Regions from separate parts of the Homo sapiens genome. Here region 2 is linked to region 1. The links are chromatin contacts, found by Hi-C or POLR2A ChIA-PET in ENCODE. All regions are on one chromosome and are shown on one strand. The core of a region is the stretch at or near the end of the contact, and the rest is flanking DNA. Distances in the headings are between cores, read along the strand shown.

Region 1 (6,093 bases), core at 1,701-4,200:
ATGGAAAAGGGTTGCATGAAATAATGTTTTGGATACAGATCACAAGAGAGATGCTGTACATTCCAAAAGAGTTTGTGTAACTGCTAGAAGATACTGATGTATGACTCCCTAAAATGGACACTGGAACTTGCTGTGATCACTCAGAGCCTTCTAAGCTCAGAGACAAGATCTCTAAGGGAATTAAGATGGTGTTTTAGGCGGAACATCAAATTAACGATGCCAAGAACCTACAGTTATTCTAAGATGGCAGCTGCAAAAGGAAAGCTGAACGGGAGTCACCCTCCCCTGACTGCACCAGTCCCTTCTTCCTCATTGTTCCAGTCCCCTGTGAGACTTTGTTTAAGGGGATGGGAACCTTGAGATAAGGGATGGCAAACAACTACAACTATTTGAGTATAAATGTTCAACCTGTTCTTTTCCCAGTTAAGATAACACACCAAAGCGATTGGCCTTTTTTGAAACCTAGGAACATCAATCCATCCTAACAGCTCTCAGGGTTTTAAGTGTTAAAGAAGGATGCTTTAAATATTAACTAACTAGCCGACTGCTATTTGTCTGACTTGTCTGACCCAATATCCATTCCCAGTGTTTTTCTCTTTTGTAATCTTTATAGGTGGCCAAATTACAATTCTAGACAATGAGATGTTTGTGGAAGTCTGCTGAGTTTGGGAGATGTAGTATCCTGAGAAAGCTTTCACTTTCCTGAAGAAAAAAAAGACCATGGATGGTGGAAGCCACCCCCTTTCCCCTCTTCTTGCCTTGAACAAAGGTGCGAAGGCTAAAACTGCTGCAGCCATATTGCAACCATGAAGTCAATGTCGAGAGAATCACAGAAATGATGGCCCTGCTGTTCTTGAGCTATTGAACCAACAAAGGTAACTGCCTACCTGTAGATTTGAGGTCTTGTTTAAGCTATTATAATGGAATCTTTTCGAAAAAAATGTGGGCCCAAATGCATTCCTAACTGTACAGCCATTAAAAGGACAACTTTAGTCCTCTCTTTCATCCTCACAATTCATTACTCCTCTTATAGTCACTGATAACACCATCTAATCACCCTAACTAAAAAACTCAGTTATCCTTGATTTCTTATTTCCCCTCATCCTCTAGGTAATCAAGTCTTATTTATCATAGCTGGCTAGTTTTCAAATGTATCTCTGCTTCTCCATTCTCACTGACACTGTTAGTTTGGACTTTCTCTCCAACTCATGTCTGGACTGCATTAACAGCGTCCTAACTAGTATCCCTGCTTCCAGTCTGCTATCTATCATGCTTTAGAATTTTTTCTCTAAAATCTTATCAAGATATTCTCCTGCTTAAAAATCTTAAGTGGCTTTTTGTTGCCCACAGGATGAATCACGAACTCCTTGCCGCAGGTATCATTTGTTGTTGTTGTCTGCATGTTTAGACCGCATCTCTCATACCCAATCTGGCACAAAGTAGGTGCTCAAGTGTGTGTTAAATGACTTTAATCTTTTGTATAGCTTGTTTGATATCATACCACTTAACTACTTAATTAGACTAAGTACAGTGGTAGCATGCTGGAAACTCAATGAAGATTTGTTGAATGTAGTTTCCAGATTCTACAGTAAAACAATCCTTTATCAGTAGTTCCTGATAACACGCATCTTGGTGTGCATTCAGTTGATCTAGCCTAGTTTACAGGAAGAGGCTCCCTTCAGTAATGTACTGTATGGCCTTTCAGATTATAATTAGTCATCTATATTCTCTAGATTGGGCTTGTGCCAAGACTGTAAGTTAGGAAGGTAGGTGGAGTCTGTGTGGGCATTTCTGACAATTTTTTGATCCACGAATAGCTCCTAGCAAATTTACAGCCTGCCTGCCAGCAAGCTGTGCCAAGTTAACTAAAACAGTACGGGCCACAGCCATTAGCTGCTGCTACAAACGCTTCGCTTTGCGAAGCAACGCTGAAGGCGCTCTTTTGGAACTCGGGGGGTTGGGGGCGTGCAGCCGCCGCATTGCAGCACACAACGGAAGGCTTCAGACGCTGGAGCTGCCGTCCGCACCCAGATGTCTCTCTCTCCCTTTTCCCCTAACCTCCCCCAACTGCGGGCCCTTTTGGGTGCTGCTCTGACTTCTTCCTTGGCCTTGGGAAAAGCCGAAGCGGCTCTGGAGAGAGGAGGGCATGGTTTGGAGAAGAGGTGCTGCGGCAACAAAGCGACCCGCCCAACGCCTCCTCAACTTTCTCCTGCCCCCGGTCTGGTATTGTTTAGTCCTACTCATTCCCACTTTCCGAGCCAGCCTGCAAAAATCTGTATTTCAGGGGAAATTCCAAGGGATAAAACACCTCCTTCAGCATAACAATTGGTGTTTTGCTCTCTAGATTTCCTAGCAATGAACTTGTCGGGCCTCTCCATCCGCCCGTCTAGGCCCAAGGCCTCGGCCGCCGCGGCTACTCGGAGTGCCCCTCTGCCGCGCACGCGCCCCTCAAGGGCTCTCCCATGACCTTTCCCGGGAACCCCCTTCAATTACGCTTCCCGTCACCTCGCGCCGCCCCCGCCCTTCCTGCTCTTTCCGTTTCCTCTTTCGCGCCTGCGCGGCCCCAATTGTTTTGGCTTTCCGGTGGCATCCGGCAGAGGAAAAGGGCGGGGGCAGCTAGAGTAAGGGAGGGGCGGGGGACGGTCGCGAGGACCCGGGAAACTGCAAAACTGCCGCTGGTGCCGACAGGCGCGCGCGCGCGCGAGGCGGGAGGGCGGCGTGGCGAGGGCGGGCGCGGCAGGCTGGCCAGCGGTCCATTGCGCGCGCGTTCCCGGGCCGCGGGCGGGGGCGAGAGCGCGCGGCGGGGGCGGGGGCGGGGGCGGCGGGGGCGGCGGGCCCGGCGTCTCGCGGCCCCGGACTGACAAGGCGGCGCGGGCGGGCGGGCGGCGCGGCTCCCGGGGGAGGAGTCTGGCGGTGGTCGGGCCCTGAGGAGCGTGCGGCGGCGCCCGCAGAGGACGCTGCTTTCCGCGCTGGACGGACCAAGCGAGGGAGGGTGCGAGGGGAAACCGGAAGGAAGAGGCGGCGGCGCCAGCCTTCCTCGGCCGGAGGCGGAGGCGAGACCCCAGGCGAGGCCGCGGCGGGAGGGCCACGCCCCCGCCGCCGCGCCGGAGGGGCCCAGTGTGGACGGGGCCACCGGCTGGAGCGGATCCCACACCTCCGGACCGAGGGACGCGGGTGAGCAGGCGACAGTAGCGCCGGGCAGGCTGGGAGCCCGCGGCGACCTGTGGAGGGGCCGGGGAGGAGGGCTGTGGCGGGAGGGGGCTCGGCCCTTTGTGGCTCGGCGGGTGGGAGGCGGCGGCCGCGGCATCTTTCAAACCCGAGACGCTTCCGCCGCGGGCGGGGGAGGGGCGCGGGCGGCCGGCGCCGCCCTCCGCACCCCGCGGCGGCCCCAGGGCGGCGGAGCTCCGGGCAGGTCCGCGGGGAAGGGGCGGCCCGGTACGCCGCTAGCTGGGCGTTTCCGGCCCCGGCACCGGGCGCCTCGGCGCCCGCGGGGCTCCCGGGCGGCGCCTTGGCCTCGGCTCGCGCCCGCCCTTACCGAAGTAAAGCTGTTTCCCTTAAAGACTCGCGACGTGTTCGCGACATGGTGGGCCGAAGGAGGACACCCCCTTCCTTCTGTATTCCCCCCGCGTACATCTGAACTAACCAAGAGAGGTCTAGACGAACAGAGCTCCTGTTATGGTCTATATCGACTTAAAAAAGAAAGCAGAAACTGCCCTTTGAAACGGAAAATTGTGTACGTGTTTACTTTGTGAAATCTTTAACTTCCTTGAATTCGACCACCTCCTTCTCCCTACGGATTGAACAACCGGGGAATAGAAAAATCGCTTAGTTTGGTGTGGGGCGGTTATTTTGAGTTAACATCTTTTTTTCCCTTGGGCTTAGCTATCTAAGAACTCTACCTGCCTCAAAAGGTAGAGGAGCGTCCATCCCACGGGCTACCACGGTGACCCCTTCCAGTGAAAATAGGAAAAGAATTCAAAATACAAAATGAACTTTAAAAGGGTGTGTGTGTGAACTATCTTCTGTGTCAATTAGCCTTATGAAGACGTAGGCAACAGGACTGGTCACGTGTTGTTTATACTTGAATCTGTACGTCGGGCTCACAGCATTTAGGCATTGAGAAACGAAACCCTATCAACGCTGTGCACTGACCAAAATGATATTTTCTTTTATCGAGGCAACTAATTAACAGGGATCTTCCCCCTCTTCCCTCTGAGTTGTACATTTTTGCCGAATTTGAGTAGTATGGGTCTTAGATCTCTTGTAATTGTGAATGACTTAGTTTGGTTAACCTTTGATAAGGACTTTTTTCCCCGACTTTTTTTTCTGATCTAAAGTAAATTGAAAAGCCAGTCGGTTGTTTTCTAATCTCGATGATGTGGAATTTTGCTATTCTTTCCATCTGGCTGATAACTAATGTTAAGCTTACTTCTTCACTTTGATCTTCTGTTGGCTTAGTGCTTATTGAAGCCCTTTTAGGTTGGGGCCTGGAATCCTCAAGAGGTTGTTTTCTGTCAGTAACTCGGGAGTGCTGTGGCCTTTCTGTTGAGCATGCTCTGTAGTCCACACGTTTCCACATAGTGGTGTTTTCTTTGCACAGTTTTGTAGGAAGACTTTATGAGTGCTGTAACTCTACTCCCCTTTTTGCTCTCATAAGAAGCATTATAAAATGTTAACTTATGTTATTCACAGGGCATGTAAGGAGATGGGAAGGAATAGAGGTATCAGTACATATGTCCATGCTCCTCCATAGATTTTCTTCTGGTTGGTAGAAATGTTGAGCTTTTCATTCCTAAACATTGAACATTGAATGTGCAAGGTGAATTCCTAGAAACTTGAATGCAGTCTTAAAAGCCAAATGATAACATTGGTTTTTCCAAAAATGTTACACATTTAGAAAAGAGTCCCCCTTCCCCTCTTCTCTTTGCCCACATTCCTAAGACAAGTAAGGCCAGGAAAAAGGATTGATCCTGGTGTCATAAAATATGAGTGAAAATTTCAAAGTCCTTTGTTAGCTTAATCTTTTCAGTTTTGTAGAGTTTGAATAGACCAACTGATACTTAAATAACTCAGTATTAGAAATGACAGGTTGATCTCAAGTAATTTTTTTTTGAGACAGAGTCTCTTGTCACTCAGGCTGGTGTGCAGTGTCACGATCTCGGCTCACTGCAACCTCCGCCTTCAGGGTTCAAGTGATTCTCCTGCTTCAGCCTCCTGAGTAGCTGGGATTACAGGCGCGCCCCACCAGGCCTGGCTAATTTTTGTATTTTTAGTAGAGATGAGGGTTCACCATGTTGGTCAGGCTGGTCTCGAGCTCCTGACCTCGTGATCCCCTCACCTCGGCCTTCCAAAGTGCTGGGATTACAGGCGTGAGCTACCGCAGACGGCCGATCTCAAGTAATTTTTTTTTTTTTTTTAAGAGACGGAGTCTCGCTGTGTCGCCCAGGCTGGAGTGCGGTGGCGCGATCTTGGCTCACTGCAAGCTCCGCCTCCCGGGTTCACGCCATTCTCCTGCCTCAGCTTCCTGAGTAGCCCACGCTGGGCTAATTTTTGTATTTTTAGTAGAGATGGGGTTTCACCGTGTTAGCCAGGATGGTCTCGATCTCCTGACCTGGTGATCTGCCCGCCTCGGCCTCCCAAAGTGCTGGGATTTACTGGTGTGAGCCATTGCGCCTGGCCACTTTTCCCCAGCTTTCTTAAGTCACTGCGCAGAGGTGAGAGGAAAAAGGAAAAGTGATACCCAAAATAAAAGGACATAGTATACTCATATGATTATTGTATCGCAGGTGGCATTGCCTTTATGTTCTTGTTTAATTTTTTAAAACTGAGATAACTTGTTAATCATAATATAGTACAGCTTGTACTTGTGACCTGAATTTACTTAGGGTGCTGAGCGTAATTAACCTGATGGAGCCATGTCATCTATCAGTATGGTTGGAAAGAGAGAACAGACCTAAGCTCTGAATGTGACTAGAGCAGAGGAAGCTATGCTGAAATTTTTTTTTTTTTTTTTTTGGGACGGAGTCTCGCTGTGTCGCCCAGGCTGGAGTGCAGTGATGCGATCTCGGCTCACTGCAAGTATGCTGAAATTTT
Region 2 (6,093 bases), core at 1,625-4,124, 230 kb after region 1:
GTTTAGCAAAATAACAGGACTTACTTAGTAGCCTGTATGCATTGGGGTGAGAGGGTGGACGTCGAGAACACTAGTTTAGATTTGTTTCAAGTCATATCATTTCACAGTGATTCTAACTCAGAACATTCCTTGTAGATAAACAAATTTTATTCTCCTCCTCTAGCTTTGCAGTTCTCAAAAGTGTACTAGAAAAAATCTGCCTCTTATGTTAGTTAAGCAAAGCTGAGCCCATATTCATGGAAGATGTTGGACCATAACCTGTATTTTAGTAATTTGGTGAAAAAGGAATGTAGTTACAGTGGCTCTGCCCTCAGGAAATTGTCCAACCTCAGAGCCTCCCAGGTTGTATGGCAGCTGAGTGAGGGTGTGCGACTTCTTAGGCAAACCTCGTCCTGAGATTTGGTTAGGGAATTGGATTTGTGAGTCTTTTGTTCTTTCTCTACCTTTACTCTGCCATTTAGAAAATTAAAGTTATTAAATTTCCATTTTTATTCCTCGTTCCAGAGAATTTTTAAACGGAAATTTTACATTAAATTCCCCGTGTCATTTTTTAAAAAACTCATCTTTCTTGTGTTTTAGGTTGTTTTAGCTTCTAATCAGAGAATGAGGTGCCTTTGCAACTAGATGTCCCAGTGACATAAGAAAATGATGTGTAATCTCTGTATAGTCACAATATTGAGCTTGTTGATTATCTCCTTCAGATCCCTAATATGTTTCCTTTAGCTTACTTGACCTGTCAGATTATGAAAGAATTAAAATTTTCCACTGTGATCAGATTTTATCATGTTCTCTTTGTATTTCTAGAAGTTTAACTTGGTACTTGACTCTTACATTGGTTGTCCAAAAAAAAATTTATTATTTTTTGAGATAGTTTCACTCTGTCACCCGGGCTGGAGTGCCGTGGCGCAATCTCAGCTTATTGTAGCCTCCGCCTTCCTGGTTCAAACGATTCTTGACTCTCAGCCTCCTGAGTAGCTAGGACTACAGTCATGCGCCACCACATGGCTAATTTTTTTTTTTTTTTGTAGAGACAGTGTTTCATCATGTTGGGCAGGCTGGTCTCGAACTCCTGGCCTCAAGTGATCCACCCGACTTGGCCTCCCAAAGTGCTGAGATTACAGTACAGGCATGAGCCACCGTGGCTGGCCCCAAAAATTTTTATTTAAAGGAATACAATTAGAATTGAGTAAATGGAAAGAAATATACTGTGCAACTGAATGACCATCATATAAATGACAGCCCTTCCCAACCCAAATTATATATAAATTTAATGTCATTCTGATCAGAAGCCTGACAATTTTTTCTTGGGTTGGGGAGCAGGGTTGGGAGACTGGTTCAGATGTTATATGTAAGAATAAGTTGGTAGGAATTACCTAAAAAATCTTAAAAATAAGAGTAGTTGGGGGTGGGGAGCTTTTTAAAATCATGTGTTAAAATTACCATAATGCTACAGTAATAAAAATAGTGTGATACAAAAAAATAAAGAATTCAGTCAGTTGAATGAAATAGAACAGAGTCTATCATTGTAAGGAATTAATATAAGACAAAGGCTGAATTTCATTTCACTGGTAAAAGGGATGTTTACGTGATAAATGATTTTAATATAATTGGGTATTTCAAAGAGTTCAAAATTAGGGTGGAAGAGCTAAGTGGAAAATGCAGTTAATAATATTAGAAGAAATTTTAGGAGACTATAGTTTTGAGGTGTGGAAGACCTTCAGAGACAAGACAGAAAGTGCAGAAGAAATAAAGGAAAATATCAACATATTTAAATACATAAAAGTTTAAAAATTCTTTCTGACAGAATACACAACAAATTATATCAAAATACTTTGTCACACATATGTGTTAACTTAAAATAATCAAAAGGATCAGAATCTAAATAGCGTTTATTCAAGCACAAAGTGTGAGGGTAGACCACTCAGGAACACCAACTCCAAAGGAATGAAGTCAGCCTTTGGAAGTAGGGAAATTTAGGTTTCATTTATATGGGCAGAGACAGAGACATTTTTAGCAGGAATACAACATTATTCATACGGATTGGCACATAGTCACAGCAGTTTGATTGGTTATAGGTGGTATTTCTTTTGGGGAAGGGTACATTTAACTTTTTTTTTAAACAGAGGGTATAATAATGACAGGTTTTCTATAGTCTGATCTAAGCAAAGTAAAACAACACAGGGAAAGTTAATCTTTAACAGGGGTTATTAACTACAAAGGCAGGCTCACACCTGTAGTTTCAGCTACTCTGGAGGCTGAGGCAGGAGGATTGCTGAATCCCATGAGTTCGAGGCTGCAGTGAGCCATGATTGTGCCACTCTACCCTAGCTTGGGTGACAAAGTGAGACCCGGTCTCTGGGAAAAAAAAAAGGCAGGAAGTTTTTGTGCCTGACAGTGTTTAATTCTGTAGTCATTGTACTGAACAAGAAAAATAAGAAAGCAAGTTAATCTATAATCTGAGAATGGAAGTTGTAACCATATGTGACTCAGATCACAGTTACATCTTTCTGAAGGCTTAAAGTGGTTGTTTTTTTGGACAGCTTTTAAATGTTATTTTCACATTTGACAGTCAAAGGTTTGATAACCTTAATTTTTAAGTAGGGAAATAGTCTAATAGAAAAATAGACAAGAATATGAATAAGCAGTTCACGGAAGAGAAAATACATGTTGTCAAAACAAAACACTAAAATGATGCTGCATACAAGTAGGCAGTGAGAAAAGGGTTTTCACCTGCCTAAGGACAAAATTTTGAAAAACACATGAGGTGCTGCACGAGGGGTGGAGAAATGACCTCCTGCATACTCTGTGACGAGGGTGTGGACTGCTGCAGTGCTTCCGGGCACAGCTCACATCCTTTGACTCATGTGTCTCACAGTTAGATCCCTCCTGAAACAAATGCGCCAGCATTTACACGTACGAGGATGTTTACTTTCACCATTTTTTATTATAGCAAGAAATTGAAAAATATTTATATGCCCAGTAATATGGAATGGGCTAAATAAATATATTTGTACTATACAGTATTTGCCATCTATAAAAAGAATCCCTTTAACTTTACATATATTGATTAGGAATAATCTTTATGCTGAATAATTAGAAAAGGAACAAATTTTAGATGTTAATATGATCACACAGAAAATATATGTTTGTGCGGTTAGAGAGAGAGATTTGGAAGAATAGACACATACTAAAATGTTCTTAGGTGAATAGGATTGGGAGAGGGTAGCAAGAGAAAATCACATTTTTTTCCCTATAAACTATATTTTTTGTCTTGTTAGAGTAAGTTCAAAACACTAAAGTGTATTTATTTGTTTTCTAAACCATTAACTCTGTCTTAACCTTTCTAATGTCTAATCACTTGTGATGAAGCCTGGGCCTAGCCTGTGTGCTTCTCTTTTGAAGATGTGGTACACCTTTCAGGAGAGAACCCTGGCGTCCACTTCCTAGCCTGTACTGCTTTCTAAGCTCCTCTATCTGATGCTCTCATTTCAGTGATCCATCACTTCAGACACTTTCTGGCCAATGTCCTCAGTTTCTTTGCCCCTTTATATTTCATTTGTGCTTTCTAGGCTGATAATTGGTAGGCAAAAATCACACAATCTTATGATTAGTGACCCTATAGATTTGTGTTCTGCAGCCTCAGTTGTTCCCCTAAGATATCCCAGCAGCACTGTGTTTTCCCCAGTTACCACTCTCCTGAAATGTGAGTGGTGTTTCAGACATTTCTGTCTTTCCTCAAACGTTTAATGCTGCCATCGTTTCTCTCTAGCAGCGAGTGGCTGTGTCTTCTGCTCTGTGGGGAACATGGAAACTCCACAAAGTACTTGCCACTAAATATGCAGTCTTCCTCCTCTTTTGCCAAGGCAAACAGGCCACCTGTGCTGGGGTCCCAGCCCTACCTGTCTCCTGGATACTCCCTACGTGGATTATCCCTGCTGGCCATTGCATCTCTTCCTCTTTTCCTCATTCATACATCACAAGAGTAAATACAAGGCCTTTGATGCCTATACCATCTGGTTCTTTGTTTCCTCTCTGACCTCTCTGTGGTATACTTATAGATAGAGAAATAGAAGGAAGGTAGATAGAGGAAAAGAAGGAAGGATATTTGGGTAGAATAATAAGAAAGCAGCATGAGCTAAAATGAGTAAGAAGACTTCAAGAGTAAAGATGCAGAACATGATGAAATAAACCTAAAGATAGCCTTATGTCCCCTACCCAGACCTGGGGGACAGTAGGGAACATATTTCACTCTTACCTGAGCAAATGAAGGTTAATTGTTAGAACTACTAGATTGCACCATTGTAATTTCTTATCTAGAGTTATAAGCCTGATTGTCATACTTTGATATTTGTGTTCTATTCCAGTTTTTGAAAACAAATGAAACATAAAACTTCATAAACTGGTATTTCTCAAGTGTATTCTGCAGAAAAGTAGCTTGGGGATGGGATTTGGGAAATATGAAATTAAATCTTTAATGTGTGGAAGTGCCTTGTGAATTTCTAGGAGCAGGTAGGCAGTGTGGGGTTTTCCATCCTCATGACCGTGGATCCCTTTCCTTGCACGTCTTTCTCACCCTTTTTCCTAATGTATGTCATCTGTCCCAAGGAAAGCAGTTTGAGAAATGTTGAAGGACATAAATAAATATGAGGTTATAAAGAAAATAAAAAGAAAAATCAGGTTGCATGATGTACAGCAATGTGACTAGTAAGAATTTTTTATTCCCTTTCAGTTTGCGTGCTTTTCTGAGTCTATACATATTGAAGATAGCAAATGATTTTTTAAAAATGAAAAAAGATTATTTTGACTAATACTTTGGAGGAAATAAACTATTTTATAAATAAGCATAGGAGAGTTCTAGTGTGACTAAAATCTTTTATAATACCAGAGGTTATGATGTTATGCCATTTTAACATTTTTCTTAGGATTGACCTGGATTTTTGTTATTTATGTTTTCTTCTTTTCCAGTGGCAGCCGATTAGGAGGCCTGGTTACAGTGTTGTGCTTCTTTTTCAGTCATGGAGAGGTAGGTAATCAAAAACTATTCTCAGAATTACTCCTGGAAATGCAGTTTTCTTCTTTAAATTTAATCTATAATGGCATTCTTTAAATGTTTAATCTTATTATTTTGATTCAAAATTTAAACACTAGCATTCATTTAAGTTAACTTTTCATGACCGTTATACTTCTTATGTGATATAAGGCTTAGGCTTAGTAATTTGATGAAATAGTGGGTCTGTATCAACTGTATCAATTCTTTTTTTTTTTTTTTTTTTTTTTTGAGGCAGTGTCTCTTTTTGTTGCCCAGTCTGGAGTGCAGTGGTAGGTCGTAGCTCACTGCAGCCTCAAACTCCTGGGGTCAGGTGATCCTCCTGCCTCAGAATCAGCTTCCAGAGTAGCTGGGACTACAGGCATTCATCACCACAGTCAGCTAATTTTTTAAATTTTTTATAGACATGGAATCTTTCTATGTTGCCCAGGCTGGTCTCGAATTCCTGGCCTCAAGCAATCCTCCTGCCTTGGTCTCCCAAAGTGTTGGGATTACAGGTGTAAGCCATCACGCCTGCCCTCAAGTATCAATTGTTTGTATAATTTTAAAACTGTGAAACTCATATTTTAGTTATAATAGAAGTAGGCAGTAATCGATATAACTTTCTTTTGTAGGGATAACTTTTTGTTGTAGGAGCTACACAGTGTATTCTTATTTTAATGTATTAACATTTGATATTCTTTTAAGTACTTTTTGCAAAATATTTGAGTGTTCAAGGGCTTTCTAAAGACAACAGTATTGTAAAAAATACAGACCCTGGATCCAGGTTGCCTGGGTTCAAATCCTGACTGCTATTTAGTGGCTCTGTGATCTGAGCAAGTCATTTAATCTCTCTTTGCCTTAGTTTCCTCTTTGTAAATGGGCATAATGATGTTACCCACCTCATAGGATTATTGCAGAGACTAAGTGAATTCATATGTGTAAATGCCTAGAACAGTGTTTGGCACTTGGTAGCTGCTATGTAATTGTTAGCTTGTGTTATTACTGTTATTGACTAATTAACTTGGTTTAAATTCTAATGTAAATTCAGAGTTTCAGTGTTTCTA

The links. A loop is a pair of places that touch in the nucleus more often than their neighbours do. ChIA-PET counts read pairs that join two places held with the same protein, here RNA polymerase II (POLR2A). Pooled maps may share reads with other maps.
Region 2: a pooled map shows a loop between it and region 1 (2.4-fold over the local background). The contact joins the enhancer-like site here to the promoter of KBTBD2 in region 1. A Hi-C loop is called at or near these places in 1 of 50 pooled maps. POLR2A ChIA-PET finds 5 or more read pairs at or near these places in 2 of 52 experiments (HepG2 and MCF 10A).

What each region holds. Positions count from the first base shown.
Region 1 is chr7:32,888,617-32,894,709 of GRCh38, reverse strand. KBTBD2 (kelch repeat and BTB domain containing 2) reads left to right here and starts at 2,950. Exons shown (of 4, transcript NM_015483.3): 1 at 2,950-3,174. RefSeq lists enhancers at 2,401-2,460, 2,166-2,869, 5,425-5,950 and a silencer at 2,641-3,590.
Region 2 is chr7:32,654,917-32,661,009 of GRCh38, reverse strand. It overlaps the pseudogene DPY19L1P1. Among named protein-coding and RNA genes, the nearest start is that of MIR550A2, 75 kb to the left of the region's middle. Within about 2 kb of position 2,874, at least 5 of the 41 ENCODE cell types and tissues checked have a DNase peak (open chromatin) inside an H3K27ac peak, as active enhancers do.